Linked DNA regions of Homo sapiens: region 2 is linked to region 1. A link is an interaction called in ENCODE POLR2A ChIA-PET data of the cell type or tissue named here. Cell type or tissue: IMR-90. All regions are shown on one strand. Each heading gives the region's core, and the rest is flanking DNA. Links, peaks and the distances in the headings are about the cores only. Region 1 overlaps ZFAND6 (zinc finger AN1-type containing 6). Region 2 has its middle 37 kb from the start of BCL2A1.

The links. Peaks named below come from ENCODE experiments on the same cell type or tissue, not always from the same donor. Only the 100,000 strongest peaks of a DNase experiment are listed, where the experiment ranks them.
Region 2: POLR2A ChIA-PET joins it to region 1 with 5 read pairs; 9 of 35 experiments call an interaction of 5 or more read pairs at or near these places.

The regions. Positions count from the first base shown.
Region 1 is chr15:80,066,867-80,084,660 of GRCh38, forward strand. All of the region lies in intron 1 of ZFAND6 (zinc finger AN1-type containing 6), which reads left to right. Among named protein-coding and RNA genes, the nearest start is that of ZFAND6, 16 kb to the left of the region's middle. RefSeq lists an enhancer at 268-317. In IMR-90, for the core only: no CTCF peak of the experiment used is centred there; no DNase peak of the experiment used is centred there; H3K4me3 peaks cover 261 bases.
Region 2 is chr15:80,000,583-80,015,639 of GRCh38, forward strand. No RefSeq gene overlaps it. Among named protein-coding and RNA genes, the nearest start is that of BCL2A1, 37 kb to the left of the region's middle. RefSeq lists enhancers at 1,025-1,797, 1,798-2,569, 2,333-3,532, 2,570-3,342, 9,683-9,742 and 2 more. In IMR-90, for the core only: no CTCF peak of the experiment used is centred there; a DNase peak (open chromatin) is centred at 10,589; H3K27ac peaks cover 818 bases.

The sequences.
Region 1 (17,794 bases), core at 8,796-11,295:
AGCCTGGGCGACACAGTGAGACTCCATCTCCCAAAAAAAAAAAAAAAAAATTGCAAACAGTTTGAAGCCTCTTCCCCATCTTCCAGCTGGATTGCTGCTCCAAAGCTTGTCCTGTGTAGAAAATTTGGAACTTTGATTCTGAGTTCTAAAATCAAGAAGTTGAAGGTAGTTTCCCATGTGAAGAGAACTGCTGGCACAAATGGTACATATGCAAAGTGCTTGACTTGACTTTGAATTTGACAGAAGATTAGAATGACTGGTGTTTACTGAGGGAGGACAGTGGGACAAGCTTTGTTTCAGGACTTGTTTGGGAGACTTTTATTTTTTATTTCCAAATGGTAGGGCTGCTTCCACCCCTCCTGCCTTCCTATGGAGTTTTGATTTTGTAATCCAAATCAGTCTCCTACAAATAGCATATATTATTTTACCTCTTGTTACTTTTCTTCATTATTTCTACTGTTTTCAGTTTTCTCTACTCAAGACCTTTGCATATGCTTTTGTTTTGCTTAGTTGTGATTTCCTTGAGGAATCCTTCCTTGATGCCACAAAATAGGTTAGGTCTTTCTCTTGGCTTCATGGGCTCATTTTATATTGGGCTTTTCTTTCATAAACATTTGTAACAACTCCAGTTCATTAAGTTTGTGTGAATTGTTTTAGCATCTATTTCTTCTTCCAGAACCATAGTCTGGTAGCTACCATCCACTTGTGGCTATTTAAATAAATTTAAATTTAATTTAATATTAAAAATTCAGTTCCTCATTTGTATTAGTCACATTCTAGGTGCTCACTCAGTGGCCTTATGTGGCTAGTGGCGATTGTGTTGGACAGCAGAGAGACAGTCTTCTGCAATAATAGATACTTATCTTAATTTATAGTCCTGTGGCTAATGGCTACCATATTTTATTTAAATAGTCACATCTGACTATTGAGATATGGCAAGTCTGAACTGATGTATTAAGTTTGAAATAGGAACTTGATTTCTAGTACCAAACAATGAAAATATCTCAATTTTTAAAATATTACATATTGAAGTAGTGATATTTTACATGTATTGTGTTAAAATATACTATTACTGTTAATTTTATTTCTTAATTAAAAAAATTTTTTTTTCTTGAGACGGAATCTTACTCTGTTGCCCAGGCTGGAGTGCAGTGGCACAATCTCGGCTCACTGCAACCTCTGCCTCCTGGGTTCAAGTGATTCTCCTGCCTCTGCTTCCCAAGTAGCTGGGACTACAGGCGAGCACCACCGCGCCTGGCCTGTTTTTTTTTTTTTTGTTTGTTTGTTTGTTTGTTTTTGAGACATGGTGTTGCCTTTGTCGCCCAGGATGGAGTGCAGTGATGTGATGTTGGCTCACTGTAGTCTCAACCTCCCTGGCTCAAGGGATCCTCCCACCTCAGCCTCCTAAGTAGCTGGGACTACAGGCGCGCCACCATGCCTGTATAATTTTTAAAAATTTTTAAAATTTTTTGTAGAGATGGGGTTTCACTGTGTTGCCCAGGCTGGTCTTGAACTTTTTTTTTGAGATGGAGTCTCGCTCTGTTGCCCAGGCTGGAGTACAGTGGCACGATCTCGGCTAACTGCAGCCTCCAGCCCCCGGGTTCAAGTGATTCTCCTGCCTCAGCCTCCGGAGTAGCTGGGATTACAGGCGAGTGCCACCACGCCTGGCTAATTTTTGTATTTTAAGTAGAGACTGGGTTTCGCCATATTGGCCAGGCTGGTCTCGAACACCTGACCTCAGGTGATCCGCCCACTGTGGCCTCCCAAAGTGCTGGGATTATAGGCGTGAGCTACCGCGCTCAGCCGGTCTTGAACTTTAGAGCTCAAGTAATCTGTCTGCCTTGGCCTCTGAAAGTCTTGGGATTACAGGCGTGAGCCACCGTGCCCAGCCAATTTTTAAATTTCAATGTGACTACTAGGAAATAGAAAACCACATGTGGCTCTCATTATGTTTCTGTGAGACAGCACTGGTCTGACTCGACCATAAGTTTGTACAGTGGTAGGGACTATATCCATTTTATTTACTGTGGTATCTTCAGCGCATAACAGACGTTCAAAAGATTTGGTGAATGAATAAACTAACTCTGTTAACTTTTGAATGTTATTGCATAGTTTACAGAGAATGTTACCTATTCAGCTTTTGCTTTTCAGAATTGTTTTCTTTGTGACTGATTAAAATGGTTGAGAAAAGCTCTTTCAGTAACTATATAAAGAATGAGTCTTCGTCTTTTATGTAATATTTTATTTATTTTTTTCTGGTTTAGGCCTCCAAGGAGAGAGAGAATTTAAAGTTGGCCAGTCTATTTTCTCTTAGTTTTTCTATGTCTAGCACTTTTTCTTAGATGATCTATGATATGTTGTTTGGCACATGAAAATTTATGACTTAAAATCTTAATAGTTGAGTATTATAAATGCCTTCTCTTTTATTTTTGTCTCACTATTGTGATCCCTGTTTCTTTTTATTTTGCATTAATCAGTGACCTTGTTTATCCCTTGAGACCTAAAACAAAGCAATGTACTGTTTTTTTGTAGAAAGATACCTTATCCTATCGGCTTGGTTTATGCTTGCTTATTTGTATGTTTCCTTAATGTTTCCTTTGTGTTCAGTGTTTGACCTCATATGCCATTCATTCAAACTCCCCAACTCCTCATACACACCTTGTAATCTTTTCCCTAAGGAGTCAGGAGAGATACACCAGGAATTGCAGGCTCAAATATATCTTACTTTTGCCAGGGAAATATTTTTTTTATTTTTTGTTATTTATTTATTTATTTATTTATTTAGAGACAGAGTCTTACTCTATAGCCCAGGCTGGAGTGCAATGTCTGCTGCCCGGGTTCAAGCAATCCTCCTGCCTCAGTCTCCCAAGTAGCTGGGATTACAGGCACCTGCCACTGCACGAGGCTAATTTTTGTAGTTCTAGTAGAGACGGGGTTTCACCATCTTGGCCAGGCTGGTCTTGAACTCCTGACCTTGTGATCCACCTGCCTCTGCCTCCGAAAGTGCTGGGATTTACAGGCGTGAGCCACCACACCTGGCCATATTTTTTTATTTTTTATTCCCCATTGAGGTGTTTTTCAGAGTTTATCCTTAGTGATCCCAGTTATGTTTTGCTAATGTCAGGGTGGTCTTTTTATCAACTACTACAATAAACCACCAGTCGTGCCAGAGAAAATGCCCAGGATTAATTTCTTTTGTAGGAAGAGCAGTTTGAACTATATGGAATCCTTCAAAATTCTAAGAAAGTGTTTGCCCTGTTCTGTATATATTCTGCCAAAAGTTGTTCCTAATAGTCTAGATATTGATTCTTTATGTAAGTAGGGTCTTTTTAATCAAAAGTGAAGTGGGACCAAATTGTTCAGTGGCTTGTTCTCTTCTAAATTGTTTTTAGCTGATAAGATTTGGGAAACTTTCTGGGCTTCCACAAATAATATACAATACATCTTTGAATACTTGATGCTTAAAAAGTGTTGTTACTGCATGCAATCAGGGAGCTCCAGAGCTTTTTGCAGGCTCCTTGTTCCTGAGAAGCAATATTGTTTTCATATTATCTCGGTTATACATTTTATGGTTGTGACATTGCTTTCTTTTTGTTTTTGCTGTTGTTTTCTGCTGCTGCTGATTTAGAAATGAAATAAGCTAACTCTTAATTTTAACCTGTTTGCTACCTAAAATGGTAATCATCTTGATGTTCTTTCAAGCAGGTCCCAGAGATCTTAAAATGATCCGGAATCACTGAGTCCACAGTTCTCTTTTCTCTTGGTTATGTATAGATGGAGAGTGGTCTTGGTGTTATATTAGTGTATGATTCGTATTTGTTTCATAATTAACTTCGAAGTGAAAAATTGATGCGAGAGCAAAGGTTTATTTGGTTTCCATAACTATTTACTAATTTTATGCTTGCCAGATTTTAAGATTAAACTGTTTGCCATCTCTTTTTTTTTTCTTCCCGTAAAACCTTTGGCCATCTACAGTCACTTTTCCTCAAATCTTATGCTGTAATTCAAACTGTATATTCTTTTTGCTGATTGCTTCTGTACCTCCTCTGCTTCCAGTGTTCTTTTGCAAGAGTGTCCACACAGTGGGAAGAAAACCTGAACTTGACTCATGAAGTGCTGGGCATTCAAAACAGTGAATCCTTGCAAAGGATCTTGGGAGTAGACCCCTGTGAATTGGCTCTTTCAATTTGTCCACTTAAAGGGCATAATAGATTATGCAGCTGTTTGGGCTTCAGCAGGGTATTGCTCCATATTCATGCCTAGTTGCAATTATGTGAATTTTCAGTTTGTTACAAAGACTTCCCTTTGTATTCAAAACAATTTTGTTGGCTTTGTGTTCTAATATTTGAGTTTTCTCTGAGGAAAAATAGTTGCAAGATTTTGAACTTTGAAAACTTCAAATTAAAATGTTTAAAGGTTTTGTCACTTTTTATTTTCTGATGCAAACCATACATTGAAAGCATATTTTAAGAAGAAGTCACTCTAATAAGCTTTAATTTCGAGTTTATGAATCACAGGATTTTTGGTAGAGGTAAAAACTATACTTACACCGTAAATTAGACATTAAATGCCATTTAATCAGTCAGATAATGATTAATGTTAGAGTAATGTTTGATGGGCCAAGCTGCTAAAACATAAGCAGTTCTAATTAAAATATATAAACTTATCACGTAAAAATAGCAAACTTAGTAATGTATAAAGTGACAGTAGGTCTTTTTTGCTTAAAAATCAGAGTTCCTGTGTAGTGTCTCTTTATGATCTCTGTAGTAAAAATATTATTTAACGTAGCTTAGTGAGAAGTTTAAGAGGAGTATACCTTTTACTTTAGGGTGCCCATGCCACTTTGAAGTTATGGAGTGCAAAGTAGTTTCCACACATTAAAAAAAAAAAAAAGATGAAAAAGACTTAAACTTTTCTAAATTTTATACCTGAACATGTCATTAGAACATGTGCCTTTTGCTTTTAGATATCTGTTTGCCAATGGTTAAGCATTAACCTTGGCAAAATACTCACATGTCAGATCTGTTAAATGTAATAGTATTTCTGCCCAGTATTTTCTTCAGTTTTAAGTAGAAATATCAACCTTTGATGTCACTGAAATTTCTACTCTGTTGTGATACTGAGAACATAAATGTCAGTGAGTTTGATAGCTTAGAAGTGAATCTTTTGCATTCAGTATTTTAGTGCTGTATATTTTCACTTAAGTTATAGTTTTCTCTTTAAGTCTTAGAAAAAAACATTGGTTTGTTCCTCTTAGCAACATATTGTAATGGATTTTCTGTTGCCGTTTTACAATTTTCAGGTAAAATGTGAACTCTATTAAAAATAATCTGTCTTTAAAGCATAACTTCACCTTCATTGCTCCATAAAAATAAATGATTTAGATTAAAAGCATTGTATTTTAAACAATTGGTCACAGCTGCTTCTGTGAGATTTTCATTTTTGTTACTTAGTTTATTTTTCACCTAGACAAGGGTAAGCAAACAGTATATGATGGGAAAACTGAAACCTTATGTACTGTTTCTTTAAGAAACCAGCTTATCCAGGAGGTTTTAGTGTGTCTAACCTAACCTGCTAGCAAGGAAAAGTTCTTTAAAATAATGGATATTAGCCGTATCCAATCACAATTATCAGTTTCACTAACAGGGAGGAGATTTTACTCTTCAGCCACTAGAATTGGAGAAGGTGGAGCTTGGTATTCAGGTTTGGTTGCTTTGGAGTACAGCTTCAAGTGAAGTTAATCTGAGGTGAAGCAAACAGAAAATTGTGGAGGTTTTGTTGGTAGGATTTTTGTTCTAATCTTTTTATGATCCTTTATTTTATAATTTTGCTCCTTTATGATTCTGTGTGTGCTAGGTTTTGTCACTGTTTTTATTTTCTGATGCAAACTGAACACTAAAATTAAGCAGGGAAGCAGAACAAAAGGGCTCTTTGGACAGGAAATAGGTGTTCAGAGAATCAAACTTGACTTTCTCCTATCATTATTTTTAGTTCAGAATATGAGTGTCATTAAAACATCTTAGACTCAAAATCATCTCCAATAACAGGATTTTTTTTTGAATTGGTTGTTTGAACAGTCAGTTGTCAGTTTTTATAAATGACATCTTGAGGAGGTTCATTTGATATGTCATTTTCCTTAAACTTAAAATGTTAAGTTGCTGAAAGATAAATGTGATAGGCTTAAATACGTCTTTTTTAGTAAATTGAAATGCCAACTGTTTAATTTTTTTAACCCCAGCACAGCACCCCTTTTAATTTCAGTATATTTTAATTTAACAATATGTTGACATTTTTAATATGCTTATAATTTTTAATATGCTCATAATTAAAAAGGCCATTGATGAACAAAGTGAAACTGCTTTCTTCTTACTTCATTCAAACTCTTCATTTCTTTCAAAGGTGGAGATAAGTAATTAACATTTCGAAACAGGAAATGAAAGGATTTATATTTTTAAAAGCTATAGGTAGGCTACTACAACTTTTTTTTAAAGTATCTGATTCTATTTACATTTCTTATTTATGACGTAATTGTAGTGTATTTCAGTACAAGAATATTTTTTAGAGACTGTTTTCTTTATATTGTTGCTCTTTGTTCTCATAGAAATTAAGGTATAAATTGCAATAATCATTGCAATAATCAGACCAAAAGCCAGCTAAGCATTTTCAGCCATTGTATTTGCTATGCTACTTGTTCCGGATCATGCAAAGGTTTTTAAATTAATGCTTTTCTGCTATATCTGTTGTTTAAACAATAGTGTAATAATAATGAAATCAAGAAAAGTTACCTATCTACCCACCAGCAGATCATTGTTTGGTCATCTCATTTTTTTCCTGTTCCCTTCTCTGTCTTATATTCTTGCAGTTTTCCAATAATTATGAATCTGTGCAGTTTTATGTTTTCACTTAACTATCTGTTGAAATTGTTTTCATTTCAGTAACTATGTAATTCTCTTAAATTGATGTGACCTGAATTAACCTAGTTTTTTGAATTGTCTACTTTTAGGTTCTAATTTTTCGTCATTTTTAATAGTATTGCGTTGAACACACCTGTGTGTAGCTGTAAAATATTTTCCTTTTTAAAAAAGATTTCTTTTGGAAAAATCCTGGAGTGGCTTTACCTAGATCAAAGGATAATGAACACTTCACTGGCCAAATTGTTTTTCTAAAAAGTTATACCAGTTTATATCGACACCAGCAGAATATGCTTCAAAGTTTTTCTGATGTGTAGCCCCTTAAATGTTCTGTTAAAGTGTGCCTATGGAGCTCTCTGACTTGTTGATTAGTTTTTGCCTAAAAGCCTATTTTCAACACCACTTTCCAAGATGTAGATGGATATAAAGCAATTTTTCTGGATATTAAAATCAGCTGAGGGAAATTGGAAACACTTTTACCCACTTAACTGAGCAATTGTATCTATGCTAGATATTTTATATACTTAGTGTATGTGTTGCTATTAGTAAGTATGGGGCTTAATGTTTTACACTGGCTTTGTTATTCAGGCTGGCTTTTCTTTTTCTTCTGGTAAGCACATACCAGAAGAAATATTTTCTTTCAAGAAAATATATCAGAAACATTTTTAGGAGGAGACTGGAGTAGTGCCAGTTAACATTAGGAGACTGGAGTAGTGCCAGTTAACTTTACCTGTCTCAAAAACATGTATGAATAACCTTTGTCATTATTTGTGCGTTTCTTAATTTTGAGTTTTTAAAAATACACTTTGGAAACAGATAACTTTTATGAATAATTACAGGCTTTGAAATGGTATATCAGCATCTTTCCAGTATTTTATAGGTTTCAGTTAAAGGTAAGAACTTAACTTTACACACATATAGTGGTGCTAGACATATGTTGTTTCTGTTTGTCTTTAAGAGCATGCTTTGTTGGCATTGACCACAAATTATGTATACTTTTACTAGCTTGTCTGTTAAATGAAATAGGCATAACTGGCTTATAAACTAGTTGAGTAACGTTCTAGAATAAACTTAAGTTGTGTTAAAATCAAAGACAATTCTAAGACAATCATATTTTTTCTTACAAATGGGGAGTAATGATAAGCCATAGGCTGGGCTATAACTCATTGATGGAACCAGTAGTTGAGCATGTATGGTATGGAGTTAGTCTAGCTCATTTTGCAATTTAAATAATTTAACTTACTTTGTGTCAACTTTTATTTCAATTAACTGATAATTTAGTATCTCTGACTTTCAGAGCTGATGCTGGTATGTTTGTCATTGTGTTTGTTTCAGAGGGAAGTTTTTTTTGTTAATGTCTACTTTTATTGTTTGATTTTTTTTCAGATACTTTGGTGTTGAACATTTGGGATAGAAGAGAGAAATTTAAAATTAAAAATTTTCCATATTTCTATCACAAATATTGGTAATTTGACAACATGTAATTTGATTGTCGTCTTAATAAAATTTAATGTTATTGCTACCAAATAGAGATAAAGGTAATTGTAAATACTGTAGTGAAAGTTTAGCTGTTGATTACATTTTGCTGGGTACCCCAAGGTAAAGAAGTGATTTTTTTTAGTGGTTTCTGTAACTGTAATTCTGCAGTACTACTGATCTTACATTGACAGATTTAGGGAGTATCTTTTTGGTTTCCTAGGGAGAGTGGAAAGTAGTTTTCTACAAGGAGAAGAAAACTTTTAAATTGACCTAGGTATTTGGGTCAAGATATGAAAAGTGATGGTTGCGTTTTATTTCAAAAATAATGTATTCAAAGTCTCTGTTGTTAGATGCCATTCAAGAGGAACATAGTGATTTTTTTCCCTCCAAATAATATGAGGAAAAAACTTAATGGGCAGTAAGTTGATAAAACTTGAAAGAACCTAGAGCCATTTTTGTTTAAACCTATTAATGCTAATTTTTGAACTGATGTGTCTATGAACTTGTTTGACTAAATTTGGTTTTCTGTGTTTGTATGCCATCGGAGAAAATGAACTCGAAACAGTTTTGTCGTTAGTAGTGCTTTGGTAGAAGAGAGCAGATCCATCTATCCCTGTTTATACCTTTTTTCCCCTTCGCAATATAAATACCCTGTGTCATCTGCTACCAATAGATTTTTGTAAGTACTAGATTTCTCAGCAACATTTAGTGCCATTGACTACTTTTCCTGCTTGAAACTCTTCTCATTATTTTCATGATACTGTCTGTGCTTTCCTCATTAGTGATCTCTGTGTCTTTTGCAAATGTTTCTCCTTTACAACCATTAAGTAATAGAAGTTCGTAGCATTTTGTTCTTAACTCTTCTCTAGACTTCCCTTTTGATAATCTCCAGTCCCATATCTTTAATTAGCATACTATACATATTAATGGTTCCAACGTCTGAATCTAAAATCCAAAACTTTTTTTGTACCTGAGACCCATATTTATCCAGCTCACCAAAAGTCACAGCAAATGGGTGATACTGCCACCCAAGCCAGAATCTGATTGTCATTCTGATTCTTCTTCATCACCAGTTAGCCACAATTAGCCTATAAATTTTAAATTCAGTGTCTCTAGAATCAATCTTTTTTTTTTTCCTTCACGTGTTAGCATAAGGCCACACGGTATGATTTCTTAGATGACTAAACACCCCCCTAATTGATCTTCATTTCCATTTTAGGCTCTGTATAATACATTCTTTACTGTGCGGTCATATCTGTTTTTCTCTGCTTCATATTCGTTAGTGAATACTAGCTAGAGTGAAGAATAACACCAGCTGATTCTGTGCTAAACATTCTCTCAGATGGTCCCCACGCTAAGTACTGTTAGTCTTTTCGAACCAGTAAGTCAATTTAGAAAGGCTAGCTAATTTGTCTAAGGTCTCCTTGGCTGGTAAGTGACTAGCATACTTTAAAACTGAGGTTTGTCAGACTGGAAGTCCTTTCCTTTACACACTGAGCTGTGTGCTTTCCTGAGCTTACTTCTCTATTCCTTTTTTCCCTCACATCATTCCACTTCACTCTTTAACCACCAGCTATTTGTAATTCCTTCTTCTAAGGCATAGTGAAAACTTGCTGCCTGTCTAAAAATGCTTTAAGGGAAACAAACATTAAAAAAAAAAAGTATTTCTGACAGTTTTTTGGAACACTTTGATAAAGGATATTAAACATTTTAGCATCCCCAGGATACAAGAAGATAAAAGAATGAGGCACAGGCAAAGTAAAGGTAGTTTTCCTTATGCACATAGTTTTGAGTTTCATAGCTGTTGAATTCCTCACGTTTAATAAAAGCTTGAGACCAAGCTGTGTAGTGGGAAGATTAGGCAAAGTGCAAAAGCACTTTAAGCTATTTGAAATGCTAACAACTCCTTAAATAACTGTTGGCTTGGACCTTGTGCTCATTCTGCATCCGGGTGTATAAAGCACCTGCCTGTGAACAAAAGTCAAATAACTTACTGAGTAACTTATACATAGGGTAGAGAGGCTACATAGATTATTTTGCATCAAATATTCTATCATCAAAAAAGTTAAATAATGCAGACAACATTACTTACAAATAAAATTGACGTGAACAGAAAAATAGTTGATTTGGAATCATTTTCATTTAAAATATTTTCTCTTTGTCCTCTGTGCCATTCCCCCTCTAACATATTTTAAAGCAAAAGGACCTCTATTGGACCAAAAAAAGAAAAAGTAGCCTTTTTATTCATAGCTTTGAAAGCAACTTGGTGGTAAAGGAAAAAGGTCAAATTGATGAAACTTTTGAAATACAGGTAAATATTACCAATGTTTGTTTCTTTGAAGGGATCAAATTATTAACTATAGTTGGGAATTAAAGGTAATTATAAGCATAGTAAAAATCCATGAATTACCCATTGTAAGAATAGGAGTGAGTTTTCTTTCTTTTTTTTTTTTTTTTTTTGGAGACAGAGTCTCGCTCTGTCACCCAGGCTGGAGCACAGTGGCGTGATCTCAGTTCACTGCAACCTCCACCTCCCTGGTTCAAGCGATTCTCCTGTCTCAGCCTCCCAAGGAGCTGGGACTACAGGTGTCTGCCACCACGCCCGGCTAATTTTTGTATTTTTAGTAGAGATGGGGTTTCACCATATTGGCCAGGCTGGTCTCGAACTCCTGACCCTTGTGATCCACCCGCCTCGGCCTCCCAAAGTGCTGGGATTACAGGTGTGAGCCACCGCGCCCGGCTTTCAAAACTTTTAATGTGGCATTATTTACTATCCATAATAGTCTTTTGCTATATTTTATTTTTTCAACTTTTATTTTAGGTTCAGGGGTACATGTGTAGGTTTGTTACATGGGTAAATTGCATGTCACTGTGGTTTGATGTACAAACAATCCCGTCACTCAGTGACCATAGTACCTGATAGGTGTTAATAGTTTTTCAACACTCGCCTCTCCCCAGCCCTTTCCTCTAATTGTCTCCAGTGTTTATTGTTCTCATCTTTATGTCCTTGTGTACTCAGTGCTTAGTTCCCATTTATAAGTGACAACGTGGTATTTGGTTTTCTGTCCTGCATTAATTCACTTAGGATAATGGCCTCCAGCCCCATCCATGTTGCTACAAAGAACATGATTTTGTTCTTTTTTATGGCTGCACAGTATCCCATAATGTATATGTACCACATTTTCTTTATGTAGTCCACTGTTGATGGGCACCTAGGTTAATTCTATGTCTTTGCTCTTGTGAATAGTGCTGTGATGAACATAAACGAGTGCATGTGTCTTTTTGGTAAAATGATTTATTTTCTTTTGAGTATATACCCAGTAATGGGATTGCTGGGTCTAATGGTAGTTGTGTTTTAAGTTCTTTGGGAAATCTCCAAATTGTTTTCCACAGTGGCTGGACTAATTGACATTAACACCAACAGTGTATAAGCATTCCATTTTCTGGGAAACTTCACCAACATCTGTCATTTTTTTGACTTTTTAATAATAGCCATTCTGACTGGCTTGAGATGATATTTTGATTTTGATTTGCATTTCTCTAATGATTAGTGATGGTAATGTTGAGCATTTTTTCATGTATTTGTTGGCTGTATTTATGTCTTCTTTTTTTTTTCATTTGCTCAATTATTTTATTTTATTATTATTATACTTTAAGTTTTAGGGTACATGTGCACAGTGTGCGGGTTAGTTACATATGTATACATGTGCCATGCTGGTGTGCTGCACCCATTAATTTGTCATTTAGCATTAGGTATATCTCCTAATGCTATCCCTCCCCCCTCCCGCCACCCCACAACAGTCCCCAGAGTGTGTCTTCTTTTGAGAAGTATGTGTTCTTTTGCTCGTTTTTTAATGGGATTATTTGTTTCTTGCTTGTTGAATTCTGGATATTAGACCTTTGTCAGAGGTGCAGTTTGTGAGTATTTTCTCCTATTCTGTAGATTATCTGTTTACTCTGTTCTTTCTTTCCTTTTTTTTTGGAGACGGAGTCTCGCTCTGTCGCCCAGGCTGGAGTGCAGTGGCGCGATCTCGGCTCACTGCAAGCTCCGCCTCCTGGGTTCACGCCATTCTCCTGCCTCAGCCTCCCAAGTAGCTGGGACCACAGGCACCCGCCACCACGCTTGGCTAATTTTTTGGATTTTTAGTAGAGACGGGGTTTCACCGTGTTAGCCAGGATGGTCTCGATCTCCTGACCTCATGATCCGCCCACCTCGGCCTCCCAAAGTGCTGGGATTACAGGCGTGAGCCACCGCACCCGGCCTACTCTGTTCTTTCTTTTGCTGTTCTTTTGGTATACATTAAATAATAAAAATGTAAAATAATGACAATAGATTTTGAATGTTATAATAGATTTATGTGATATATAATTTGAAAAGAATGTTTTCCTTAGCTTTTTTTTTTTTTTTTTTGAAATGGAGTCTCGCTGTGTCGCCCAGGCTGGAGTGCAGTGGCGCAAACTTGGCTCACTGCAAGCTCTGCCTCCCAGGTTCATGCCATCCTCCTGCCTTAGCCTCCCCGAGTAGCTGGGACTACAGGCGCCCGCCACCACGCCCAGCTAGCTAATTTTTTGTATTTTTAGTAGAGTCGGGGTTTCACCGTAGCCAGGATGGTCTCGATCTCCTGACCTTGTGATCCACCTGCCTCGGCCTCCCAAAATGCTGGATTACAGGCATGAGCCACCACGCCTGGCCCTTAGCTTTGAGAAACAGAATACACAACCGTTTTTCTGTTTTTTTTCCCTTTCTTTTTTTTTTCTTTGAGATAGAGTCTTGCTCACCCACCCAGGCTGGAGTGCAGTGGTGCAATCTCCAGTCACTGCAACCACCATCTCCAGGGTTCAAGCAGTTCTCCCGTCTCAGCCTCCGAGTAGCTGGGATTACAGGCACCCACCATCATGACCAGCTAATTTTTGTATTTTAGTAGCTACGGGGTTTCACCATGTTGGCCAGGCTGGTCTTGAATTCCTGACCTCGGGTGATCCACCCACTTCGGCCTCCCAAAGGGCTAGGGTTACAGGCATGAGCCACTGCACCCGGCCTACACAACCAGTTTTCTTAAATTTTGTAGATAATTGTTTAAAATTATATATACAGTAGTTGCCCCTTATTCATGGGAGATATGTTTGAAGACCCACTGTGGATAGTACCAAACCTATATTTGCTGTGTTTTGTCCTATACATAAATACCTATGACATAGTTTTATAAATTAGACATAGTAAGACATTAACAATAATAGAATAATTATACTGTAATAAAAGTTATGTGATATCATCTCCCTCCCTCTTTCTCTCAAAATATCTTAGTATCTTCAGGCTGTGGTTGATCTCAGGTAACTGAAACAGCCGACAATGAAATCTTGGATGTGTTAGGTCATTCTTGCATTACTATACAGAAATACGTGAGACTGAGTATAAAAAGAGGTTTAATTGGCTCATGGTTCTTCAGGCTGTGCAGGAGACATGGCACCAGAGATCTGCTCAGCTTGTGATCATGCCTCAGGAAGCTTACAATCACTGCGGAAGCAAAGAGGGAGCTGGTGCATCACATGACAAAAGCCAGGAGCTAAAGAGAGTGGGGTGCGGAGAGGTACCACACACTTTTAAGCAGCCAGATCTTGTGAAAACTATCTCAAGGACAGCACCAAGGGGATGGTGTTAAGCTATTCATGAGAACTCCTCCATCCCCATCATCCAGTCACCTCCCATCAGGCCCCACCTCCGATACTGGGGATTACAGTTCACCATGAGATTTGAGTGGGGACAAATACACAAACTTTATCAGTTGATAAGGGTGGACTACTGTAAGGTTATCTTTTCTCTGAATGAATACTAAGTCTCAGTAGCTGTAGGAATTTAAAAAATACATTTACTTTTTGTAGAAAAAATTTATTCTTTGCAGACTTTCAAATGAAAACCTACACTGAAAAGGTGACATTGATTGCCTAAAATAATTGTTTCAGTAACAAATTTTTATTGAGTTGTGTGCATACAGCCTAGTCAGATAGTCAGACTAGTTACACAGTCAGATGAGCTTGTAAAGTACTGTAAAATGGTCCTTTTCTGGAGGAAACTCACATACTGTTTGATAAAAGTAGGGGATATGAGTATTTCCTATCTGATAAGTCAGTGTTAAAGACTTTAGACAAATTTAATGGAATTTAATTGAGCAAAAAGCGATTCAAGAACCAAGCAGCTCCCAGAACCAGAACAGTTCAGGAGGACTGCAGAGTACCGTATTGTCAAATAACATATTGTCAGATAACATTTATGGTCAAGAAAAGGGAAGTGACATGCATACAGCAAAGGGAAGTGAGGTACAGTAACAGCTAGATTAGTTACAGCTCAGCCTTTGCCTCATCTGAACACAATTTGAACAGTTGGCCACCTATGATTGGCTGAAACTCAGCTACTGTGATTGGCTGAGACTTGGCTACTTATTACAAGAGTAGGTTACAGTCTGCTTACATATCAAGTTAACTTTATAGTGCACTATGTAGAGAGAAACTTTGGGCCAAACCTAAAATATGGATGGAGGCAGCCTCGGGCCAGACTTAATTTAGTTTAATGTCAGGATCATATATTACTGAGTGCAAACTTGTGTTTGTTATAGATGATTGCTGTAGAAGTTCAAGTGGGAAGAAAGATAAGCCAAGATAATAAGAAAATTAGAAAAAGTAAAATCTGAGACATTCCTTGAAGATTTGTTAGATAGGTTTGAGACTGGATGTACACTAAAAGCTTTATTTACCCGGAAAGAGGCAATCCTGGAATGGCAAAATGGAGGGAGTAATAGATTCTGGATATGCCAACCAAAATTTTGCTGGTTTAGCAGGTGCCATTTAATTTCTCATTTTTCCAGTAAGCCCAGGTGGGGAAGAGGTATGGAGTATACATAGGATATGGGAATGGTGTGACTGTGAGCAGTGGTGAATTATGAAGGCTTCTATGCAAATAAGTGGTAAAAACAGGGTTTGGAATATTAATTTAATTGCAACTCATATTGGACACTATCAGACACATTAACTTTAAGTTCTCACAATATCATGAGATGGGTATTATTGTTGTGCCTATTTCGCAGATGATAATGCTAAGTTTATAGAGAGATAGGAAAAATTGACAAAGGTTAAACAGGTTTATAGACAGATAGGACAAATTGACAAAGGTTATGTGGCAGAGCCTAGATTGAAATTGGGAAGGCTGATACCAGAGCATGATCTTGCTATTCAGGTTTACTTAGAGAGGGAAGGTTTACTTAGGGAGAGGAATTCAAGGCAGGGAGACTACCAGTTGTTGTTTTTGAAGTTCTGTGGTAATGTGAGTAATTTTACTAATGTTCCTAAACCTTTGGGTTTGGTATCTCAATATCACTGTCAAGTGACTTTCTGGGAAAGGTAGGAAAGATTGACAGATGGATATAGCAGGGATTATTCATTCTTATTTTAGTGAGTGTCAAAGGATGGAAACTGGTAAGAGTTCCAGATATTTAAGGAGTTTATTATGAGGATTGGACCATGCTTCCCTCCTTGTTTTGCTGAGTTTATATCTTCTGGTTCTTTGATTTCCTATGAACTAAAAATCAGAATTCCATCTTAGAAATTTATTATTCAATTGAACTGCCCTCACCTCCCTTAATTTTCTTTTATAAAGTTTTCTCTGAGGTGGATATGGGATAGAAAAAATGATGGTGGACTGAGCACCTACTATGTATCCTATACATATATACATATGTTATTTTATTTATTTATTTATTTTGAAATGGAGTCTCACTCTGTCGCCCAGGCTGGAGTGCAGTGGCGCGATCTTGGCTCACTGCAAGCTCCGCCTCCTGGGTTCACGCCATTCTCCTGCCTCAGCCTCCCGAGTAGCTGGGACTACAGGCACCTGCCACCACGCCTGGCTAATTTTTGTATTTTTTAGTAGAGACGGGGTTTCACCGTGTTAGCTGGGATGGTCTCAATCTCCTGACCTCGTGATCCGCCCGCTTCGGCCTCCCAAAGTGCTGGGATTACAAGCATGAGCCACCGCACCTGGCCTATACATACGTTATTTTAAACCTCCCAGCCCTGTGAATTGGTGGTGGTATTATCCATAATAATAAATTCTGCACAGGTTTCTTAAGCAACTACTGGGTGCTATGCTAAGAACTTATGATATGTTGGGGAAACATGCAGAGAATTTATATTAAATGATAATGAGGGAGAAAAGAGACCAGATTATCATTGGAGCAGAGTCAGAGAAGACTGTAAAGTGGCTGTGCTAAGACTTAGAAAATAAATAAAAGTTAACCAGAGTGAGTGAAAGGGATGTTAGGTAAGCCTTGTAACTTTAGAGAAAAGCGTGTTCATGGAGATGATTAAGCATGGAAGTTAGGCTGGGCACAGTGGCTCATGCCTGTAATCCCAGCACTTCAGGAAGCCAATGTCAGGAGTTTGAGACTAGCCTGGCCAACGTGGTGAAACCGTGTATCTACTAAAAATATAAAAATCAGCTGGGCATGGTGGTGAGCATCTGTAATCCCAGCTACTCAGGAGGCTGAGGAGGTTGCGGTGAGCTCAGATCATGCCATTGCACTCCAGCCTGGGCAACAGAGCGAAATTCCTTCTCAAAAGCATGGAAGTTGAGAGCTTTAGGGCCCAGGAGGAAAAATGGCAGGAGAATGAGGCTTCATAGACAAGATGAGCTAAACCTATTCTCTTAGTGATGGAAAACCTTTGAATTACTGATTTGGGGCGTGGTCTGATCACCCTGAGAGGATTTAAATATCCTCTTAGGCAGTAAAGTGGCATGGGTTCAAGATTGTGCAGCTAAGAAGAAACAGCTCAGATCTGAATCCAGGCCTTGTCTCAGTATTATAGCACTCTGCTTCTTATGAAGTCTGTTTAAGCCTAGATCAGGGTTAGGCATGATTACAGCACACACATAGTTGCTGCAAATCAGTTCAGAGAGGCAAGAGATTAAGTGAGATTTACGAAGTGTAGGTCGATCATCCCAAATTCGAAATTTGAAATACTCCAAGATTGGAAATTTTCTGAGTGCAGACACGATGCTGAAAGAAAATGTTCATTGGAGCATTTCAGATTTTGGATTTTCAGATTAGGGATGCTCAACTGTTAAGTATATAATGCAAATATTCCAAAATACAAAAAAATTTGAAATCTGAAACTCTTCTGGTCCCAGACATTTTGGAAAAAGGATATACTTCCTAATAACTGAGGCCTAACTGGCCAAGAAGTGGGAGGGAGGAGGGCCTAAACCAGATGTAATGGCATAAAAGGGTTAGATGAGGAGTATTGATTTAATTACTAATTTACGTGGGGGCAGTGTGTCAGAAATGACCAAGGCGTTAAGCCGGGTTGGCAGAGAGATGATAGTTTCCTTGAAAACAATACTAAGTTAGGCAAAG
Region 2 (15,057 bases), core at 9,349-11,848, 66 kb before region 1:
ACCATTAAGAAAAAAAATCAGCCCCATTTTTAAAAATAGGCTTGGTCAGGAACTTCATAACCAATAAATATATGGAAGAGTGCTTCACATCATTACTCATTAGGGAAATGTGAATTCAACCACAATATGATATCACTACACATCCCAGAAGAACATCTAAAATCAAAAAGTCTGACAATACCAAGTGTTGGTGAGGAGTGGAGCAATGGGAACTCTCTTACATTGCTTTTGGAGTGTAAATTTGGAAAAGGTTTGGCAGTATCTACAAATAAATCAATATCCTGGCTTTGCAATCCCATTCTTAGTATATACCCAAGAGAATCTGTGCTATGTGCATCAAAAGACACATACAAGAATGTTCACAGCAATTTATTTGTAATACCCCCAAACTGAAACAACCCAAATATCCAACAACAAGGAGAAAAGATGAACAGAAGTTAGAATAGTGATGGCCTTAAGGATGGAGTTGTAATTGATTGGGAAACCTTATGGTTTGCTGTAAATATCCAACTTGCTCTGAATAGAGGTTCTCTGGGTATAGATGTACGTAAAAATCTACTGAGTTGCATACTCAAGCTTCATACAACGTATGCACTTTCTGCATGTTATATTTCTATTTTAAATATTTTTAAAAGCTTCTACTAGATACTATAAAAGAACATATTCATGACGAATATTTCTTAAATAGGAAATTAAGGCCCGGCGCAGTGACTCACACCTGTAATCCCAAAAGTTTGGGAGGCCAAGGTGGGTGGATCACGAGGTCAGGAGATCGAGACCATCCTGGCTAACATGGTGAAACCCCGTCTCTACTAAAAATACAAAAAAATTAGCCGGCCATGGTGGCTGGCACCTGTAGTCCCAACTACTCAGGAGGCTGAGGCAGGAGAATGGTGTGAACCTAGGAGACGGAGCTTGCAGTGAGCCGAGATTCTGCCACTGCACTCGAGCCTGGGCGACAAAGCAAGACTCCGTCTCAAAAAAAAAAAAAAAAAAAAAAAAAAAAAGGACATTAAAGCACTAATAGTAAGGAAAGGACTGATAGATTTCACCATGTTAACAATTAAAAACTTCCCTTTATCAAAAGATGACGTTAAGAGAATGACAAGCCTCTGAGTGGTGGGGGTATTTGCAATACTTGTAACAGACAAAGCATTATATCCATATTATATAAAGAGCTGACTCTATGTACATGTTTGTGTATGTGTGTGTATACCTACAGAATAAGGAAAGAAAAATACAGAGCACACAGTAAATAAATGAGTAAAAGACATGAATAAGCACTTTGCAATAGAGGATACTAAATGGCCAATAAATATATGAAAACGTGCTCAATCTCAATAATCAACAGGGAAATACAAATAAAAACCATTTACGGGCTGGGCACGGTGGCTTACGCCTGTAATCTCAGCAGTTTGGAAGGCCCAGGCAGGTGGATCATTTGAGGTCGGGAGTTCGAGACCAGCCTGGCCAACATGATGAAACCCCGTCGTGGTAGTGGGCACCTGTAATCCCAGCTACTTGGGAGGGTGAGGCAGGAGAATTGCTTGAACCCAGGAGACAGAGGTTGCAGTGAACCGAGATCACGCCACTGCACTCCAGCCTGGGCAGGAGAGCAAAACTCTATCTCAAACAAACAAGCAAAACTATTTACACCCACCAAAATGACTAAAATTTAAAAGACCATGTTACCAAGTGTTGGGACAGATATAGAGTAGCTGCTTCTCTCGTATACGGCTGAAGTGTAAATTGGTACAATCACTACTTTGCTGTATTTATTAAAGTTGGTGATATGCACACTCTAAGATCAGAAATTCCATCTCAGGTTTGTACCTAGCAGAAATACATGCATGTATAGTGCAGGAGACATGCAAAAAAAATGCTGATAGCAGCATTACTCAGAAACATCAAAAACTAGAAATAATCCAAATTTTCAAAAGAAAAAAAAAAGCAGGAGCTGAATATGGTGGCGCATGCCTGTCATCCCAGCTACTTAGGAGGCTGAGGCAGGAGAACTGCTTGAGTCCAGGAGTTTGAGTCCACCCTGGGCAACATGGTGAGATCATGTCTCTTAAAAAAAAAAAAAAAAAAAAAAAAGACAGGAAAGTGGTTTCCTTAAAAGTCAGTGTTGGAAATAAGAGCTCGGAGTCGCAGGAAAAACAAGCACTCAAACAATAGGTTTCTCAGCAAAGCAAGTTTACTTCTACAGAAGGCTGCCGCTCATGCTTCTGGCCGCTGCGAGCACAACTAACAAAGGAGAGGAGTTTTTATCCCTAACATAGTCCCTATTCCTGTGTCCTTCCCCTATTGGCTAGGGTTGGACTGCACAACCTAAGCTAACCCCAGTTGGCTAAGACTTAAACTTTTCAGCCGGGCATGGTGGCTCACGCCTGTAATCCCAGCACTTTGGGAAGCCCAGGTGGGCGGATCACGAGGTCAGGAGATCAAGACCATCCTGGCCAACATGGTGAAACCCCGTCTCTACTAAAAATACAAAAAAATTAGCCGGGCGTGGTGGCCCGCGCCTGTGGTCCCAGATACTCGGGAGTCTGAGGCAGGAGAATTGCTTGAACCCCTGGAGACGGAGGCTGCAGTGAGCTGAGACTGCACCACTGCACTCCAGCCTGGCGACAGAGCGAGATTCCATCTCAAAAAAAAAAAACAAAAAAAGACATACTTTTCCAATTAGGGTAAACGTGCGATTCGCAAGGGAGGGTGGGGGATAGGAGTGGTCCCTCTGCTACAGCACAAGGCGTGTTCGGACATGTCTGGGCAAGTCCGGGCACAACAAGAGCGGGAGGGCTGCTCACAGGCTAGAAACAAGAAAGTACAAGGAGGTGAGGCTCCGAACCAAGGACAAGGACATTACACAATTAAACCCTTTGAAGACGAATTCACCATCTCTGGCAGTCAGAATGATAGAGGGAGACAATTGCAGATAGAACAAGGCCTTTGGGAGAACGGGGAGTTGAAGTGGAGGAGGTGATGCTGGAGTACTGGGAATGTTCTATTTCACGATGAGTGTGAATTACAGTTTATGGAACTGTGAGTTTATGTTTGATAACACTTCTCCAAGTAAGTGTTACATTTTGCAATATTAAAAAAAAAAAAGAAACTTTAAAATTAACAGGGAAGGCCGGGCGCAGTGGCTCAGGCCTGTAATCCTAGCACTTTGGGAGGCTGAGGCGGGTGGCTCACCTGGGGTCAGGAGTTTGAGACCAGCCTGACCAACACGATGAAACCCCGTCTTTACTAAAAACACAAAAAATTAGCCGGGCACGGTGGCAAGTGCCTATAATCCCAGCTACTCGGGAGGCTGAGGCAGAAGAATTGCTTGAACCTGGGAGGTGGTGGTTGCAGTGAGCCAAGATCCCGCCACTGTACTCCAGTCTGGGCAACAAGAGCGAAACTCCATTTCAAAACAAAAAAAATTACAGGTAAAAATCAGTAACATGTAGGACTTGACCAGATAGAGAAGGGAAGGAAGGTTTTTATAGACAGGGCAGAGAGCACGAGGGAGATACAGGGCCTGGGGCGTACCAAGCTAGTGGATTGGCGGAAGTATGGAAGGCTGTCTGAAGGTCCCACAACAAGGAAGCGTGCAGTGGGAGACAAAACCAGGACAATTCAAGGCCAGGCTATGAAGGACTGTGAATAGAACCACCACACATGACTGAAATTTGTGCCCTGCATCCAGGTACCAGCCAAGAGGGCAAAGGTATTCACCCTGGCATGTGCTGGGTCTGCTGGAGGAAGAGAAATTCTTTTCTAATTGCACAAAACTTCACCTCATGGAGAAGATAGTATCTCCTTATATGTTGTTTTTTCTGTAATTTGAATGTTTAAAAATATATATTTTTTATTTATATATGTATATACTATATATGTATATATAGTATATTATATATTCCGTTAATTTTAAAGTTTCTTTTTTTAATACGTATATAATATAGTATATATTATTATATATAATTATATAATATAGTATATATTATTATATATAATTATATATATTATAAAATATATTATATATAATTATATATTTATATATTATATAATATATAATATATTATATAATATATTTCTATATTTATATATTATATATTATATATTATATATTATATATAATTTTATATATTATATTTATAATTATATATATATAATATATATATATATAATATATATATAAAATATTATATATTATATAATATATAATATATATTATATTATATAATATATAATATATATTATATTATATAATATATAATATATATTATATATGTGCATATATTTTATATACTATATATTATATATTTTATATATAACATTATTATATACTATATAATATATTTTATATATAACAAATATATTATATAGTATATAATATATTATATATTTTATATATTATATAGTATATAATATGTTATATATTTTATATATTATATAGTATATAATATATTATATATTTTATATATTATATAGTATATAATATATTATATATTTTATATAGTATATAATATATTATATATTTTATAGTATATAATATACATTTTATAGTATATAATATATTATATATTTTATAGTATATAGTATATAATATATTATATATTATATTATATATTATATAGTATATAATATATTATATATTATATTATATATTATATAGTATATAATATATTATATATTATATTATATATTATATAGTATATAATATATTATATATTATATTATATATTATATAGTATATAATACATGGTATATTATATAGTATATAATACATGGTATATTATATAGTATATAATACATGGTATATTATATAGTATATAATACATGGTATATTATATAGTATATAATACATGGTATATTATATAGTATATAATACATGGTATATTATATAGTATATAATATAATATATGGTATATTATATAGTGTATAATATATGGTATATTATATAGTGTATAATATATGGTATATACCATATAGTATAATATATGGTATATACCATATAGTATAATATATGGTATATAACATATAGTACAATATATGGTATATAACATATAGTATATTATATAGTATAGTATATATGTGTATATATAAGGTATTTTATATAATATATAATATATTTTATATATTATATAATATATAACATAGGTTATATATAATATATTATATGTGTTATTCTATATATATATTATATAATAGAGAGAGAGAGAGAGAGAGAGAGAGAGAGAGAGGAAGGATGTGGGACTTTATCCTGGAGGCACTGCTGAATGATAATATGCATCAGGCCTCCTCCCAGCATCAGACTCAAGTCCCTGTAAGGCTTCTTCCCTACCCAGATTAGAGGGCTCTGGAAGAGGAGCCACTAGTAATTCTTCGTCTTCTTTGGCATACCCTCCAGCAGCCTCGGAGCACTCTGTGCCTGTGAGGTTGCTGAAACATTGCAGACTGACTGGCTCCGGGCTTCCATCCATCACCATTACTGGGGCTGGGCCAACACTGGCATTTTAAAGGATTCAGCAATTAAGGTCATTAGTGGAATAAGGTGATCTCACAGGTGGAGCAGGCCTCAGCTGCTTCAAAATACAAAAAGATCAGACTGTCTCCTGAGATTTTTCACAGGCAGGCTTTGTTGATTATGGTGTTGAAAGGGGCAGTAAAGTCTTAACACTGGGTGCCAAAGGCCTGTGGCAGTCCAGGTGGGTTGTTTCCTCAATTCCTCCTTACACTCCACACCCTTGCATCTCTTTTTTTTCTTTCTTTCTCTTTTTTTTTGAGATGGAGTCTCGCTCTATAGCCCAGGCTGGAGTGCAGTGGTGTGATCTCGGCTCACTGCAACCTCTGCCTCCTGGATTCAAGCAGTTCTCCTGCCCCAGCCTCCCGAGTAACTGGGACTACAAGCACGTACCAACACACCTGGCTAATTTTGTACTTTTAGTAGAGTCGGGGTTTCACCATGTTGTCCAGGCTGGTCTCAATCTCCTGACCTCAGGTGATCCACTTGCCTCAGTCTCCCAAAATGATGGGATTACAGGCGTGAGCCACGGCGCCTGGCCCATCCTGGCATCTCAATTCTTCACAGCAAAATTCTTGAATTGGCTGAATATCTTGGAAAACGTCCTCTCACCTTCATCAGTGAGTAAGAACACTAATATAAACAAACATCATTCAAATTAGCTAGAAGGTGAGCTAATGAGGACGAGTACTGGGCAGTAAGTGGGAAGTCCTATTGTGTTGACCATTTGTCCTGGAGCACAGCAGCACCTGTTGGGCTCCCTGCTGGCCTCCTTTCCTGTGCCTGTGGTTCTCTGACTCTCTTCTACAGACTCTGTAACTCCCATGTCCCAAGCTTCAAGACTGGGAGAATTAGGGAGCTCCAGAAGCTTTGAGGGGCTTCAGCAACAAGGCAGTCTGGCTGCTCGTCCCTGTGTCACAGAGACCTGAGTCTCTGTCCTGAAAACCCATCTGGCCCCTAGCCTTCTTAGAACCAGTGTACTCAGCCTGGGTCTCCAGCGAGTGCCAGCTCCGAACTTCCCATTCTTGTGTGCTCTTACTGATAAAGACTCCTGCCATTTCTTGCAGGGCAAAAGATAATATTCAGAATTTGTCTCTGCTTCCAGTCTTTATCATGATTCAATAAAAGCAAAAATGTGATAGTTACATAAGCTAAACAACAGACTTCAGCCGCATGGCTGATATCGTATTCTATCATGTTTTATGTCCAAACAAAAGTTTTTTTTTCTTGAGACAGGTTCTTGCTCTGTTGCCCAGGCTGGAGTTACAGTGGTACAATCATGGCCCACTGCAGCATTGGCCTCCTGGGCCCAAGCAATCCTCTGATCTCAGCCTCCCAAGTAGCTGGGACCACAGGCATGCACCATTGTGCCAGGCTTTTTTTTTTTTTTCTTCTGTAGAGACAGGGTCTCCCTGTGTTGACCAGGTTGATATCAAACTTCTAAGTTCAAGTGATCCTCCCACCTCCAACTCCCAAAGTGCTGGGATTACAGGCATGAGCTGCCACGCCTGCCCTCCCATCAAATTTTTTTGCCAATGCATTCCATCCCTGCTCTGCGAAGTCAGGATACTGGTGTGATGTGAGTGAATTTAGCTGAAATATTGAGAAAGACATGTTATGCATACAAGGATATGTGCGGCCTCGTCCATGCTACACTGCTGTTCTCAGAGGTAGTTCCCCTGGAACTGCCCCCACCATTTGCAAACATCCTCTTTGGTTTCCACAAGCCAAGCGTCCAAAGAGCACATCTAGCTGCAGATTCCTGACCCTTTCAACCTGCTTCATTTAGTTGGAGTTAATTGCTCCATGCTCAGTCAAGTCACAAGAAAAAAACCACAGGTGATTATTACTATAGTCCAAAAGCCGGCCTTTTCTAATTTGATGTATGGACACATTTTGTATGACATTTAGGAAAATGAGGCGTAAGTGGCTCCAAATGAAATTCGGTCATATATAATTACCACATAGCAAAAGGAATGTAATTCAAAACTATTAAATAAAAAAATTGTCCACATTTGAGAGTTAAAGATCTTCCACTAAGGATAAATCTTCTTTAAAAATATGGTTATTGTGGCCTAGGGGTCTCACTTACACCTCAACAAAGGTAAGTACAATGAAAAGTTCATTTTAACGTCACATTTTATCATGCCCTTGACTGCATTAATATTTCTAATAGCTCATCTCTCTCATTTGAACCCTTCAAGCCTTGGACCACTTGGGGGTTTTTGTTTTATTTACCTCATATCGTTGGAGAGAGTAGTATTTTAGTGATATATAATAATGTCTCAGGCCAGGCGCAGTGGCTCACACCTATAATCCCAGCACTTTGGGAGGCCAAGGTGGGCAGATCACCTGAGGTCAGGAGTTTGAGACCAGCCTAGACAACATGGTGAAACCCCATCTGTACTAAAAATGCAAAAAACATCAGCCTGGTGTGGTGGCACGCATCTGTAGTCCCAGGTACTCAGGAGGCTGAGGCAGGAGAATCGCTTGAACCGCGAGGTGGAGGTTGCAGTGAGCTGAGATCACGCCACTGCACTCCAGCCTGGGTGACAGAGTGAGACTCTGTCCTAAAATAATAATAAAAATGTCCCACTTCCCATTTTCTAGTCTCTCTCTGTTATTGTCAACCCTTTATCTGCAGATGCTTCGACACAGCTATTTTTTCTACAATGAAGAAGAAGCTAATACTATCCTGACATTCTGAAAAAAGAATAATCTCAAAATATACAAACTTTTCTCATAGCTTAAAAGATAACATGAAAAAAATATGTCTCTTCAAGTGACTTTTTGAAATATGTTCACTGGGTATCATATTTTCACATCTTTAACAGTACCTAGCCACCTAACCTACAGAAGTGGAAGCATGGGACCTTCCGACATTCTCTTGCTCCTTGCAGCCCTCAACCTACAAGGAGTGAGTAGTGGGATGGGGAACTTCTATAAAGGCCCCTCAGAACTGGGCACAAACAGGACCAAAGGACCAAAATGGTACTAAAAGGCTGGAGGTAGAGCCAGAGACAGGAGATGCAAACAGAGGTGCCATGTCCAGGATGCAGGAGAGTCCCAGCAGGCATGGAAATGGACTTCACAATGTGGGAGGTTAGACATAAAACCCCATGAGAACCTTCCTAGGGGGCAAGTCAAGAAGCAGAATCAGAGGCCTGTGATCTCCACACTCTGTTTCTTTCTTTTTTTTTTTTTTTTGAGACAGAGTCTGGCTCTGTCGCCAGGCTGGGGTGCAGTGGCGTGATCTCGGCTCACTGCAACCTCCACCTCCTGGTTCAAGCGATTCTCCTGCCTCAGCCTCCCAAGTAGCTGGGACTACAGGCACCCGCCACCACATCCAGCTAATTTTGGTATTTTTAGTAGAGATGAGGTTTCACCATGTTGGCCAGGATGGTCTCACACTCCTGACCTCAAATGATTCACCTGCCTTGGCCTCCGAAAGTGCTGAGATGACCTGGTGATTCACCTGCCTCAGCCTCCCAAAGTGCTGGGATTACAGGTGTGAGCCACTGTGCCTGGCCTCTTTTTTTTTTTTTTTTTTTGAGATGGAGTCTCGCTGTGTTGCCCGGGCTGGAGTACAGTGGCATGATTTCAGCTCACTGCAACCTCCACCTCCCAGGTTCAAGCAATTCTCCTGCCTCAACCGCCCAAAGAGCTGGGATTACAGGCATGCACCACCACACCTGGCTAATTTTTGTATTTTTAGTAGAGGCAGGGTTTCACCATGTCAGCCAGGCTGGTCTCAAAACTCCTGACCTCAAATGATTCACTCGCCTCGGCTTCCCAAAGTACTGAGATTACAGGCGTGAGCCACCATGCCCTGCCAGACACACCCTGTTTCTTTCTTTCTTTCTTTCTTTCTTTTTTTTGAGACAGAGTCTTGCTCTGTCACCCAGGCTGGAGTGCAGTGGCGCGATGTCAGCTCACTGAAACCTCTGTCTCCCGGGTTCAAGCAATTCTCTGCCTCAGCCTCCTGAGTAGCTGGGATTACAGGCACCTGCCACCACGCCTGGCTAATTTTTTGTATTTTTAGTAGAGACAGGGTTTCACCATCTTGGCCAGGCTTGTCCTGAACTCCTGACCTCGTGATCCACCCTCCTGGGCCCCCCAAAGCGCTGGGACTACTGGCGTGAGCCACCACACCCGGCCAGACACACCCTGTTTCTTGTATGAGTTCTGTATTTTTGTGTGCCACACAAGGTTGCTTTGCATTTGGTAGTACCAGAGGTTTAGGTTGGCACCCCCTCAGATGATGACTGAACAGCTCATTGGCACAGAAACCTGGGTGGTACTCTGGGAAGGATGCCAATGGACACTCAAACAATACTCCTGCTGATTTTTTTCAGCCTACTTGCCTGACACTTAACAGTCAGCAGCCCCACTTGACCAGTGTAATGGTTAAAAGCAAGGAGCCACTTTTATGGGTTTGAATCCTGACTCTGCCACTTAACAAGTTGCATGATCTTGGGCAGGTTACTTAATCACTCTGTTTCCCTATATGCAAAACGGGGATAATAATAGCACCTATTCCACAGTGGTGTGGAGATTGCATAAGTTAATACAAGCGAAGATCCTACAAGGCCTGAAACATAGTAAGCACTCAATAAATATAAATACTAGATATTATTGTTGTTTCCACTCTTTTGGAACCTTCCACCTAATTTTTCCTGCCTCCCCAGGATCCTCCAAATTCCTTACTCACATTTCTTTACCACTGTAGACCAAAAGTCCTTATTCTCTCATGTTACCTTACAGTAGCCCTCGAGTTCCTGACAGAAGAGCCTGATTACTTTACAAAAAAAGCCAACCCATCTCATAAACTATAAAACAAAAAAAGATAAATTGGTTTTATCAAACTTAAAGTATTCAAAGGATACTGTTAAGAAAACGACAAGATGAGTCACAGATTGTGAGAAAAAAATCAAAATCTGTATATCTGACAAAGAACTTGTGTTTAGAATATATAATGAACTCTTGTCCTCAGTAACAAAAGACAACTTTTAAACTCAACTTCTAAAAATGGGCAAAAGATATAAATAGGCATTTTGCAACAGATATATAAATGACTAACAAGCAACTGAACAGAGCTCAACATCATTAGTCAACATGGAAATGTAAATTAAAACCACATTGAGAGGCTGGGCACGGTGGCTCACGCCTGTAATGCTGACACTTTGGAAGACCAAGGTGGGCGGATCACTTGAGGCCAGGAGTTCGAAACCACCCTGGCCAACATGGTGAAACCCTGTCTCTACTAAAAATGCAAAAACAGGTAGCCAGGCGTGGTGGCGGGCACCTGTAATCCCAGCTACTCGGAAGGCTGAGGCAAGAGAATTGCTTGAACCCAGGAGGCAGAGGCTGCAGTGAGCAGAGATCACGCCATTGCACTCCAGCCTGGGCAACAAGAGCGAAACTCCATCTTAAAAAAAACAAAACAAAACACACACACACACGCACTGAGAGACTGCCTCTCAATACCCTCTAGACTGGCAAAAATAAAAAAGATTGATAATACCAAGTGTGACGAGGACATAGAAGAACTGGAACTCTCATACACTGCTGGTGGGTGTGTAAAATGGTACAATCACATTGGAAAATAGTTTGGCAGTTTCTTATAAAGTTAAACATAAACTTATCATACAACCACATAATTCCACTGTCAGTATTCTACTTAAGAGAAAAATATGTCTACCCAAGGAAGTCTAGTCAAATTTTCATAGCAAGTTTATTTATAATAGCCCAAAGCTATTATAAATATAATAGCCCATTCAAATGCCATTAACAGGAAAATGGATAAACAAAATGGTATATCCGTACGTGGAATACTAATCAACAATAAAAAAGAATGACTTACTAATACATGCAACAACATGAATAAATATTTTAAAATAATGTTAAAGTAAAAGAAGCCAGACACAAAAAAATTCCCTATCACATAATCCTGTTTACATGAATTTCCTGAATAGGCAAAACTAATCTTGTAATGGCAGAGAAAGCAAATGAGTGGTTTTCTGGGGCTGGGGTATGGGAATCGGCTGCACAGGGGCATGAGGGAACTTTTTGAGGTGGTGGAAATATTCTATATCTTGATTGTGCTGGCTGGCGGTTACACAGGGGGTTTACGCTTGTCAAAACTCATTGAGCTGAAAAAGAAAATCCCACATTAAATGGTACATTTAAAATGGGTGCATTTTATTATATGTAAATTTTTCCTCAGTAAAATAACTTTTTAAAAACAACCAGCCCATTTGTTTAGCAACAAAAAAATTAGTTCTGCATGCCCCGGGGTGGCAGGGAACAAGATAGCTAGAGGCCAGAGAGGGAGTCAGTTGACTCTTTCTTAAATAGACTTTACTTTTTAGTAGTTTAGGTTCTCAGCGAAATTGAACAGAAGGTACGGAATTTACCATTCACTTCCTGTTTTTATATCCTCACAGCCTTTCCCACTAACAACATCCCACTCCAGGATGATACATTTGTTACATTTGATGAACCTACATTGACACATTATTATCACCCAAAGTCTAAATTCACTTTTGGTGCTGAACATTCTATGAGTCTGGACAAATGTATAATAACATGCACCCATCATTATAATATTATACAGAATAGTTTCATTACCATAAAAATCCTCTGTGCTCTGCCTGTTCATCCCTCCCTACTCCCTAACCCCTGGCAAACACTGACCTCTTTACTGGCTCCATAGTTTTCCCTTTCTAGAATGTCATATAGTTGGAATGATACAGTCTGTGGCCTTTTCAGATTGGTTCCTTCCACTTAGTAATATTTAGCATCCCTTCTTATCTTTTTATGGCTTGATAAATCATTTATCTTTATTACTAAATAACGTCATTTTTTCTAGATGTATCACAGTTTATTTATCCATTCATCTATTAAAGGGCATCTTGATTGCTTCCAAGTTTTGGCAATTATTAATAAAGCTGCTACGAACATTCATGTGCAGGTTTTTGTGTGGACAAAGTTTTTAACCATTTGGGCAAATTAGGAGCATGATTGCCGAATCATATGATAAGTCTATGTTGTGCTGTGTAAGAAATTGCCAAGCTTGGCTGGGCATGGTGGCTCATGCCTGTAATCCCAGCACTTTTGGAGGTCGAGATGGGCAGATCACCTGAGGGCAGGAGTTCGACCTCACCTCACCAAAGAAGATATACAGGTGGCAAATAAATATATAAAAAGATGCTCACATCTGTCATAAGGGAATTACCAATTAAAACAACGAGATACCACTACACACCTATTAGAATGGCTCCAATCCAAAACACAGACAACACCAAATGCTGGCGAGAATATGGAGCATCAGGAGCTCTCACTCATTACTAATGGGAATACAAAATGGTACAGCCACTTTTGGAAGAGAGCTCAGCAACTTTTTTTTTTTCTTTTGAGACAGAGTTTCGCTCTTGTTGTCCAGGCTGGAGTGCAATGGCACAATTTCAGCTCACCGCCTCCGCCTCCCAGGTTCAAGCAATTCTCCCGCCCCAGCCTCCTGAGAAGCTGGGATTACAGGCATGCGCCACCACGCCTGGCTAATTTTGTATTTTTATTAGAGATGGGGTTTCAGCATGTTGGTCAGGCTAGTCTCGAACTCCTGACCTCAAACCCTCCACCAGCCTTGGCCTCCCAAAGTACTGGGATTACAGGCCTGAGCCACTACACCCAGCCTGCTTCCCCATTTTTTAACCAGTTTGTTTGTTCTTATGGTTGAGTTTTAAGAGTTCTTTTTTTTTTTTTGAGATGGAGTCTTGCTCTGTCGCCAGGCTGGAGTGTAATGACACGGTCTCATGGCAACCTCCGCCTCCCGGGTTCAAGCGATTCTCCAGTCCCAGCCTCCCAAGTAGCTGGGATTACAGGTGCCCACCGCCACGCCCAGCTAATTTTTTGTATTTTTAGTAGAGACAGGATTTCACCATGTTGGCAAGGCTGGTCTCAAACTTCTGACCTTGTGATCTGCCCACCTTGGCCTCCCAAAGTGCTGGGGTTACAGGTGTGAGCCACCACACTCAGCCTATTTTTTTTTTTTTTTTTTGAGACAGAGTCTTGCTCTGTCGCCCAGGCTGGAGTGCAGTGGCGCAATCTTGGCTCACTGCAACCTCCGCCTCCAGGGTTCATGCCATTCTCCTGCCTCAGCCTCCAGAGTAGCTGGGACTACAAGTGCCCGCCACCATGCCTAGCTAATTTTTTGTATTTTTAGTAGAGGTGGGGTTTAACTGTGTTGGCCAGGATGGTCTTGCTCTCCTGACCTGTGATCTGCCCGCCTCAGCCTCCTGAAGTGCTGGGATTATAGGCGTGAGCCACCGCACCCAGCCTTACGAGTTCTTTGTATATTTTGGATAACAACAGTTTATCAACTATGTCTTTTGCAAATATTTTCTTGCATCCTTGGCTTGTCTTCTCATTCTGTTAACAGGGTCTTTCACAGAACAGAACTTTTAAAATTTTAATGAATCCCAGCTTATCAATTATTTATTTCATGGGTTGTGCCTTTGGTGTTTTATGTAAAAAAGTCTTCACCATAACTAATACCCAATACCCAATGTCACACAGATTTTCTCTTGTTGTCTTCTAGGAGTTCTATGATTTTGCATTTTACATTTGGGCCTATAATCCATTTTGAGTTAATTTTTGTGAAACATGTAAGATCTTTGCCTAGATGTTTTTTCAAGTGTTTGGCCAGTTCTTCAGCGCAATTTGTTGAAAACAATATCTTTGCTTCATTGTATTGCTTTGTCGCTTTGTCAAAGGTCAGTTGACTGTATTTATTTGGCTCTATTTCTGGGCTCTATTCTGTTCCATTGACATATTTGTCTATTCTTTCACCAATACCATACTGTCTTGATTAGTGTAGCTTTAATAATTAGTCTTGAAGTTGGGTAATGTCAGTCTTCCAACTATGTTCTCCTCCTTCAATATTGTGTTGGCTATCCTGTCTCTTGCCTCTCCATATAAATTTTAGAATCAGTTTGGCAATATGCAGAAAATAACTTGCTGGGATATTGGTTGGGTGTACTTGGCCATTCTTGCTTTGGTGTAAAGGAATACCTCAGACTGAGTAATTTATGAAGAAAAGAGGTTTAATTGGCTCACAGTTCTGCAGGCTATAAAAGCATGGCACCAACATCTGCTTGGCTTCTGGTGAGGACTTCAGGAAGCTTACAATCATGGCATAAGGCGAAGTGGGAGCAGGCATGTAACATGACTAGAGTAACAGCAAGTGAGCCAGTGGGGGAGGGCCTAGATTTTTAAACAACCAGATCTTGAGCAAGAATTCAATTCTCACCAATGGGAAAGTGATAAAACATTCTTGAGACATCCGCCCCCACAATCCAATCACCTCCCAGGCCCCACCTCCAACACTGGGAATAGTATTTTAGCATGAGATTTAAAGGAGACAAACATCCAACTTATACCATTGGGATTGCATTGAAATTATAGATCAAGTTAGCAAGAACCAATATATTGACAATATCGGATCTTCCTATGAATGACTATGGAATATATCTCCATTTTAT